3 separate regions of the Mus musculus genome follow, and regions 1 and 2 are each linked to region 3. A link is a loop called in an ENCODE intact Hi-C map of the cell type or tissue named here. Cell type or tissue: heart. All regions are shown on one strand. Region 1 holds the start of Dusp2 (dual specificity phosphatase 2). Region 2 holds the start of Astl (astacin-like metalloendopeptidase (M12 family)). Region 3 holds the start of Ciao1 (cytosolic iron-sulfur protein assembly 1).

Region 1 (2,500 bases), 87 kb after region 3:
GTGCCACTGAGACACAAGTCCATGACTCCTGGTCCAGGAGTCCTCGTAGCTCTCCCTGGCATTCTGTATCCCCCACAAGCCCCAAGTTCCCCAAATCAAGAGGAAAGGCATAATATTTTGCTCGAGCACCTATATACCTACCATACCTTATGTTAGGGGTCCCCACAGGTTCTAGCCACAGGCCTCCAAGAAACAAAGGATCTGCAGGGATGCTGGAAGGGTCTTAGTAAAGGCAGAGGATTGGCTCAGGGCAATAAAGATTTGGGAGGCTGGGTTCTGAACACTGTCCCCACCCGCCTGCTTCAGTTCAGCCACCTACCAACTTTCTCGCCCCCAACGCAGGAGTGTCCCGGGGGGCCCACGTGCAGCTGGGCCTCACCACATCCGGGAGGGGGGGGCGGGCAGGCACTTGAGTGGGGGAGCACAGAATGGCTGTGAGTTACCCAGTTTTTCATTCTTACAGTTTGGTGTGGGACCAGGGCCTGTCCCAGAGGGGTTTGTAGCTCCTAAGGGGTCGGAAGGGAACAGGTTCTGTGAATAGTCCTTCTTCCCCTGAAATTCCCGCCAGGCCTGGCTATGCCCTGGGAGAGCCCAGCATCGTCAACAGAGTTCCTCTTTAGCCCTGGCCTGTGGCATGGGAACTACTTCTTTTTAGGCTCTTGGGGGTTTCCCTGGGCCCCTGGGGAAAGAAACTGTCCCAGTCATAAGAGGAAACTCGTCACAGGCCCCTGCGCCCCTTCCCCATTAAAGCCCCTCCCACCCCACCCCACCCCCGCCCCTGCCCCAGGGCTTTGGCTTTCCAGGACTCCTCCACCTGGGCCTGGGCCTGACATGGGAGAATAGGACAATTTCCTGACGGTTGGTGTCTTTCCTAATAGTGTATCATTATGGGTAGCAACAGGTAATTTGTCCATTTTTGCTATCGAAATTCCTAGAATGAAAACCCTGGGAGAAAATGGGAAAAGTGAGGAAGCTGAAGACCTGAGTAACTCAAAGGCTCGGTGCAGCTGAGAGCTGAGTTCCTAAGCACTTAGTGGCTTGAAGCCTGGCAAAGAGTGGGGAGCACTGGGGCATATACACTGGAGAGACGTGGGTGGGGCCTCTAGACTCCAGGCCGACACTTGTCACGGTCTGGTTCCCAGTTTCTTCCCCCGCGTGTCCCTCCCCCTGATGCCCCGCCCCACCCACCCCCTGTCCGCTCAGGGAGCCCCGGGGGCGGCCCAGCCAGAGTCCCACGTGAAGCCGCGGGGGCGGGCACCGGCGCCTTCCTGCTCTACCCTTGTATGGTGACCCGAGGGGCCAGCCCTCGAGTATTTAAGCCCGGGCTCGACGAAGAGCCCCCAGAACCGTCAGCTCCCGCCACACAGACACCGCGCCGCCGGAGCCGAGGGAGAGGACATCCGGAAGCAGGAGGCTTTGCGATGCCGATCGCCATGGGGCTGGAGACGGCGTGCGAGCTAGAGTGCGCGGCGCTGGGCGCGCTGCTGCGGGAGCCGCGGGAGGCCGAGCGCACGCTGCTGCTCGACTGCCGCCCGTTCCTGGCCTTCTGCCGGAGCCACGTGCGCGCCGCGCGACCGGTGCCCTGGAACGCGCTGCTGCGGCGGCGTGCGCGCGGCACCCCCGCCGCTGCCCTCGCCTGTCTGTTGCCCGACCGCGCACTCCGGGCGCGCCTGGGCCGCGGGGAGCTGGCCCGTGCCGTGGTGCTGGATGAAAGCAGCGCGTCTGTGGCCGAGCTCCCGCCGGACGGCCCCGCTCACCTGCTGCTAGCCGCACTGCAGCACGAGATGCGCGGGGGACCCACGACCGTGTGCTTCTTGCGAGGTGAGCCCGCGCCCCGCGCCCTGCGCCCTTCGCCCCTTCTCCCATGTTCCGCGCCCCGCGCTCTTAGCCCCTTGTCCCACGTTCCGTGCCCCGTTCCCGACCTCTTGGCTAATCATACCCTTTCTTGTCTTTCCCACAGGCGGTTTCAAAAGCTTCCAGACGTACTGTCCGGATCTGTGCTCTGAAGCTCCTGCCCAGGCCCTGCCTCCTGCTGGGGCCGAAAATAGCAACTCTGACCCGAGGGTTCCGATCTATGACCAGGTGAGTTGATATTCGAATTTGTTGTCTTCATTGTGCATTCTAGAGGGATGCCTCTGGAGAACGCCAGTGGGGAAAGACAGGGGTGTGTTCCAATATACATTCCCAGATGTGGAGAGTGTTTGTGTGACCTGCAAATGGTGTGAACGTGTATATATCCTCATACAGACTTTAAGGCATATGTGGCACAAAGTGTCTGAACATATGTCCCCTTGTGGCCTCAAGACTTTTAATTCTGTCCTTGGTCAGAAGGCCTAGAGCTTCTCTTGTTTCTAGCCAATCCAAGATGTCTGGATCAAGCCCTCCAGCACAAGGCTGAGTGAGGTCTCACCACCGTCCCCTTCCTCCTCCAGGGTGGTCCTGTGGAAATCTTGCCCTACCTGTACTTGGGCAGCTGCAACCACTCCTCAGATCTTCAGGG
Region 2 (2,500 bases), 92 kb after region 3:
ATGATTTTAGTAAGCACATTTAAGTAGTTAGGTCATTGTTTTAAATATATTTTTGAGATGGCCCCTCACTATGTAGCCCAGGCTAATTTTCAATCGGTTCTACGGGATTTCAGGTGTGAACCACCATGACAACTCATGTCGTCGTTTTCTTCTTCTTCTTCTTCTTCTTCTTCTTCTTCTTCTTCTTCTTCTTCTTCTTCTTCTTCTTCTTCTTCTTCTTCTTCTGTTTTTCAAGACAGGGTTTCTCTGTGTAGCCCTGGCTGTACTGGAACTCACTTTGTAGACCAAGCTGGCCTCAAACTCAGAAATCCTCCTGCCTCTGCCTCCCACATCCTGGGATTAAAGGGGTGCGCCACCACCCCTGGCATCTTCTTTTTTAATGGGAAAAAAATGGAGTGTTTAAGGTACTTGACAAGCTTTGACATATATAAGCACTGTGAAGGAATGAGTCTGCTGGTCAAGATAATTAGCATATCCATCGGATTCCTGGAAACCAGTCTAGATTCTGCTCAGGCATCAGCAGCATCTGCTTTTATTATAGCCCCTCTGTCTGGCTCTAGCTTCTACTTCTTGAGAGATGTTTGCCCCAGGCTCAGCAAGAATGCCAACAGGTCCTTGTGGAGCTCTGGCTTTCCTTTACTGAACATGGGGGTGGACTTGGTATGTTCCAGGCTGTCCATCCAGGCCGGGTCTCTGGATGGCAGGATGTAAAGGAAGAAAGTCTGGGAGCTTTGTATTTTGAATTAGTGAAATGGGAAGGGGCCCTGGCCGATCATGTCAGTGGGCAGTGGCATTGGAAGGACCACAGTCATATGAGCGTCTAAGAGTTCAAAAGTGTCCCCTCTGCAGTGGGGGGCGTCTCTGGGTGCTGATGATGCTGGTGTTCAGTGTGAAGTTTCTCAGAGTCTTGCAACCTGTGTACTTTCCTATATGGCTTCTGAAATAAAAGCTTATAGCTGGGCATAGTGACACATGCCTTTAATCCCAGCACTCAGGAGGTAGACACAGGCAGCAGGCAGATCTCTCTGAGTTTGAGGCCAGCCTGGTCTACATACTGAGTTCCAGGACAGCCAAAGCTACTTAATGAGACCCTTTCTCGTATAAATAGAGGAGGGGAGGGGGGAGGGGAGAGATTATACGGGTATGGTGACCACATAGGGAGAGGTGCCTTGAGTTTCCCAGCAGATTTTCTGGGTCTGAACCCTCCGGTAGTTGGTGGAACAGGAAAAGGAAAGCCCCCTTTTAGTGACTGGATCTCAATCCAAGTCATGAACTACATGAGGCTGCAATGCTTCTCTGCCCTCTGGTGGCAGGAGGGGGAATCTCAGGGAAGCTACCCTGCTCAAGGGTATCCTAAGGATTTGTTTTGTGTCCCCGGCCCACTTTTTACCCACTTCAGCCAAGATGGATGGGACTATGGTCCAGAAGGCTCAGGCTGGGGACAGGGGTAGAGTCCTCTGGTAAGACTGGGCAGGTCTTCAGGTGATAGTTGTTGGGAGGAACTGCAGGTGGAGGTGGTTGGGAGGCTGCAGGTGTGGGCTGGAGAAGCCCCTATTAAAGGGGGTGGATGGTAGAGTCCCTGAGTTAAGGAGGCCTTTCCCTGCCACATTTCTGTGTGTTGCTTGCCAAGAGGGCAGTGAGGACCCACCATGGGTATCATGGGAAGCCTGTGGCCTTGGATATTAACTATGCTCTCCTTGCTAGGTAAGCTGGCTCCAGTCTCTGGGACATTGGGAAGAGGCCAGAGGCTGCAGCTGTGGCTTAAGATAATCTTAACTTAGTTTCACAGCTCCAACATGGCGTTGTAGGGTTGTACCTATGAGTGAGCCCCTGGGAACCAAGGAGGAGGCCTCCTGATACTTGTAGGAGTAGAGAGGGCCCACCTAACAGCAGATTGCCAAGTGTCATACCATATACCTACTTGTTTTAAGGTAAGCCAGTTTCTAGCCTGGCTGGGGCAGCAGGCACTCAGCCTGAGTGGAGAGAAATGTTCAAGAGTAGGGTCTGAGGCCAGCCTTGATTCTGGTGCTGCCTGAAGATTTAAAGTCTACTGTGCCTCTTTTCTGCCTCATATTGGCTGCCCTAGCCTTTCTGAGCCAAGTGTTAGTCCCTTAAAGGGATCTCCTTCACTGAAGGCATCTAGGCCTTGTCACCAGGTATGATGAGTGAGATAGCCAGGCAGGCTTCAGGAATGCATCCTGGGTGGCCTCTCCTGGAAGGGGCTGGATTTTGCTGCCTGCTGTCCCGGCTCACAGTGGAGTCCCGGGGGCATCTATATGTCTGCACTTGTCTTCCTGAGCCAGGTTTGAGCATGGGAGCACCCTCAGCATCCAGATGTTCTGGAGTCTGCAGTACCAGTGTTCCAGAAGGCTTCACTCCTGAGGGAAGCCCGGTATTTCAGGACAAGGACATCCCCGCAATTAACCAAGGTGAGAACACGGGGCCACACTCCAAAGCCATGCTGAATGTGGACATGCGGAAAAGATTGAGAGGAAATGTC
Region 3 (2,500 bases):
TTCTGGGACTTGTAGTCACTCCCCTCATCCTCCGTAACTGGAAGCCTCGCGGGACAGTCCGGAACTACCAGTACCCTGATGCCCTGCGCAAGAACAAGCGGCGCGCGCACACAGTGACGCGCACGGAGGGCAGGGCGGAGGGCCGGAGAAGAAGGAGGCGGGGGTGGGGTGGGGTTGGAGGAAGCCGGAAGTGCATCGGCCAGGGTCCGTCTGGGCGTTGCGGGTTTGGGGCCTGGGATCGTTTGGCCCGGGCAGCTAAGAAGCCTGTGACCGGGCGGAGCGGCGCCATCCCAGCCCTGAGGCCTGCTGACCGGTGAGGAGCAGGGACTAGAGTAGGGAGGGTTACTGAGGCTTAGGTCGCACCCCAAAGTGCGGATTCCCGATCTCGGCGGCCCAGCTGCATCCTCCGCCCCTCAGCACCCCTCTGTCTGATAACCCTGGTCCAAGTCTCCTCCGGTCCCCTTGCCAGTAGCCGATCCCCTCCCCCGGCCCCCCAGTACCTCCGCCCGTTCATCCTGGCATGTCTACAGCCAATGTAGTCCCCTGCCATCTCCGAGCCCTGATCCAGCACCCCTCATCCAGAGCCCTCGGTCCCCGCCCCCCGAATTCCCGCAGTCCTTTGGTCTGTGCTCAGCCCTGGGTCCCACCCCGCAGTCTCTGGTGCGGGCCCTGACAGCTCCGGGCCAGCCGCCCATTGCGTTGCTCTCCACCTGGGTACAGACAGGCTCTGCGCGCCCCGCTGAGGTCGGCGGCCACCACCAACGACCGCAGAGCTACAGCGGGCAGCCCCGGGCATGTATGCCCCTGGAGGTGCCGGGCTGCCGGGAGGGCGCCGGCGGAGAAGCCCGGGAAGCAGCGCTCTTCCCAAGCAGCCGGAGCGGAGCCTGGCCTCGGCCCTGCCTGGCGCCCTGTCCATCACAGCGCTGTGCACTGCCCTCGCGGAGCCCGCTTGGTTGCACATCCATGGAGGCACCTGTTCCCGCCAGGAGCTGGGGGTCTCGGACGTGCTGGGCTATGTAAACCCGGATCTGCTAAAAGGTGAGAGCGCTGAGCTCCTGCTCTCTTGGCTTGAGGGGCGGTGCAGAACAGATATGAGGCTGGCTGAAGTATAGATAGCCAGAGGCAGTCATTTGTCAAAGGAAACAGCCCCATTCTTGCTTGGTGTTCATGCCCACCAGGTGGCTCTGTTTGGGGGTCTAGCCTCTCATTAATTTTGATGTTATTCAGCCAAGCACCTACTCCTCACCGTCATGCTAATCCAAACTGCTGCTATTTTAGGTTTCTGCCAGAGGTAGGTAGAAGAAAAAAGGGTGTTTGTCAGGTATTACAATTAGCCTCCCCTTTCTAACGGACATGTGAGATGCAGAATAGTCGTTTGGGGCAGCTCGATCGATGGAGAAATCAGAACTGTTAATGTGACCAATTGTAAAAGACATTTTAGTATTCTATGATAATTGGATTTACAATAGAGGGGACTTGTGGCATCCCAGGTCATCAGATATCAGTTCTATTAACACCTTCAACAGTTGAAACTTGGTTTTCCATGCCTTTACAGGTATGCCATATTAAGACGGTTGCTTTATTCATCAACAGATTTCCCAGACTAGCAGGCAGAAGAAAGCATCTGGTCTGTTTATTGGATGAGATAGGAGTCTAGGGCTTAGAGGAGGGCCTGACTCAGGAGCCTCCTAGCTCCTCCTCGGTTTCTAGGAGTGAGGAGAAAGGCTGTGCAGTATGAAAGCAGAAATGTCCTTCCTGATTTTAAACATAAAAGTGGTCAGTGGGACCCAATGGTCACATCTTGTTGCCTTCAAGTCCTTTGAACTAGTCTCAAAAGTCCTCACCTTTCTTCTTTGACACTCTTTAGTTCTAGTATGTTCCTATTAGATATGTGCAAGGTGTCTCATGAATGGCTCAGGCCCTAGGATTTGGTGAAAAGGTCAGCGCCCCCCTCTGCATTGAAATAAAAACCCTGCTGTAGGTCTATGCTGAGAAGCCCTATCCTGTCACCTGGTGGTGTCTTTGGAGGTGAGTTCTTGAACAACTTGCTTCTCTTTGCATATTTGCACATTCAAGACTTTAGGATGGTTTTTTATAGAAAACAGGATGAAAGCTTCTGGTTGAGATATTTTTTACCCTCTTCCTGAGTTTGTCTCTTTAAGACCAAGATTGGGGCTGGTGAGATGGCTCAGTGGGTAAGAGCACCCGACTGCTCTTCCGAAGGTCCGAAGTTCAAATCCCAGCAACCACATCGTGGCTCACAACCATCCGTAATGAGATCTGACTCCCTCTTCTGGAGGGTCTGAAGACAGTTACAGCGTACTTACATGTAATCAATAAATAAATAAACCTTAAAAAAAAAAAAGACCAAGATTATAGGCTGGCTAGAGGTGTTCTTTAGCATATACCTGATGGCGCAAAGGCTGTGGAGTTTGAATCTGGATGCCTTTCCATTTCTTTGTGCTCACCTTCATTCAGGCCTTGTGGCTTTGATACCATG

What was found. A loop is a pair of places that touch in the nucleus more often than their neighbours do. Peaks named below come from ENCODE experiments on the same cell type or tissue, not always from the same donor. Only the 100,000 strongest peaks of a DNase experiment are listed, where the experiment ranks them.
Region 1: it touches region 3 in a loop (3-fold over the local background); 20 of 42 quality-filtered maps call a loop at or near these places.
Region 2: a loop joins it to region 3, with 9 times the contacts of the local background. A loop is called at or near these places in 20 of 42 quality-filtered maps.

Annotation. Positions count from the first base shown.
Region 1 is chr2:127,334,817-127,337,316 of GRCm38, forward strand. Dusp2 (dual specificity phosphatase 2) reads left to right here and starts at 1,343. Exons shown (of 4, transcript NM_010090.2): 1 at 1,343-1,821; 2 at 1,961-2,082; 3 at 2,433-2,500. The coding sequence starts at 1,422. It overlaps Gm46762 (a long non-coding RNA gene), which reads right to left and starts at 735. Exons shown (of 3, transcript XR_003953899.1): 1 at 1-735. In heart, no CTCF peak of the experiment used is centred here; DNase peaks (open chromatin) are centred at 655 and 1,285; H3K4me3 peaks cover 1,837 bases; H3K27ac peaks cover 2,288 bases; H3K27me3 peaks cover 691 bases.
Region 2 is chr2:127,340,048-127,342,547 of GRCm38, forward strand. It overlaps Astl (astacin-like metalloendopeptidase (M12 family)), which reads left to right and starts at 1,589. Exons shown (of 9, transcript NM_001291003.1): 1 at 1,589-1,704; 2 at 2,304-2,429. The coding sequence starts at 1,650. In heart, a CTCF peak has its summit at 1,313 (motif pointing left); a DNase peak (open chromatin) is centred at 1,324.
Region 3 is chr2:127,247,772-127,250,271 of GRCm38, forward strand. It overlaps Ciao1 (cytosolic iron-sulfur protein assembly 1), which reads right to left and starts at 45. Exons shown (of 7, transcript NM_025296.4): 1 at 1-45. Tmem127 (transmembrane protein 127) reads left to right here and starts at 177. Exons shown (of 4, transcript NM_175145.4): 1 at 177-313; 2 at 721-1,038. The coding sequence starts at 795. In heart, CTCF peaks have their summits at 33 and 1,159 (motif pointing right); DNase peaks (open chromatin) are centred at 80 and 1,070; H3K4me3 peaks cover 1,458 bases; H3K27ac peaks cover 1,226 bases.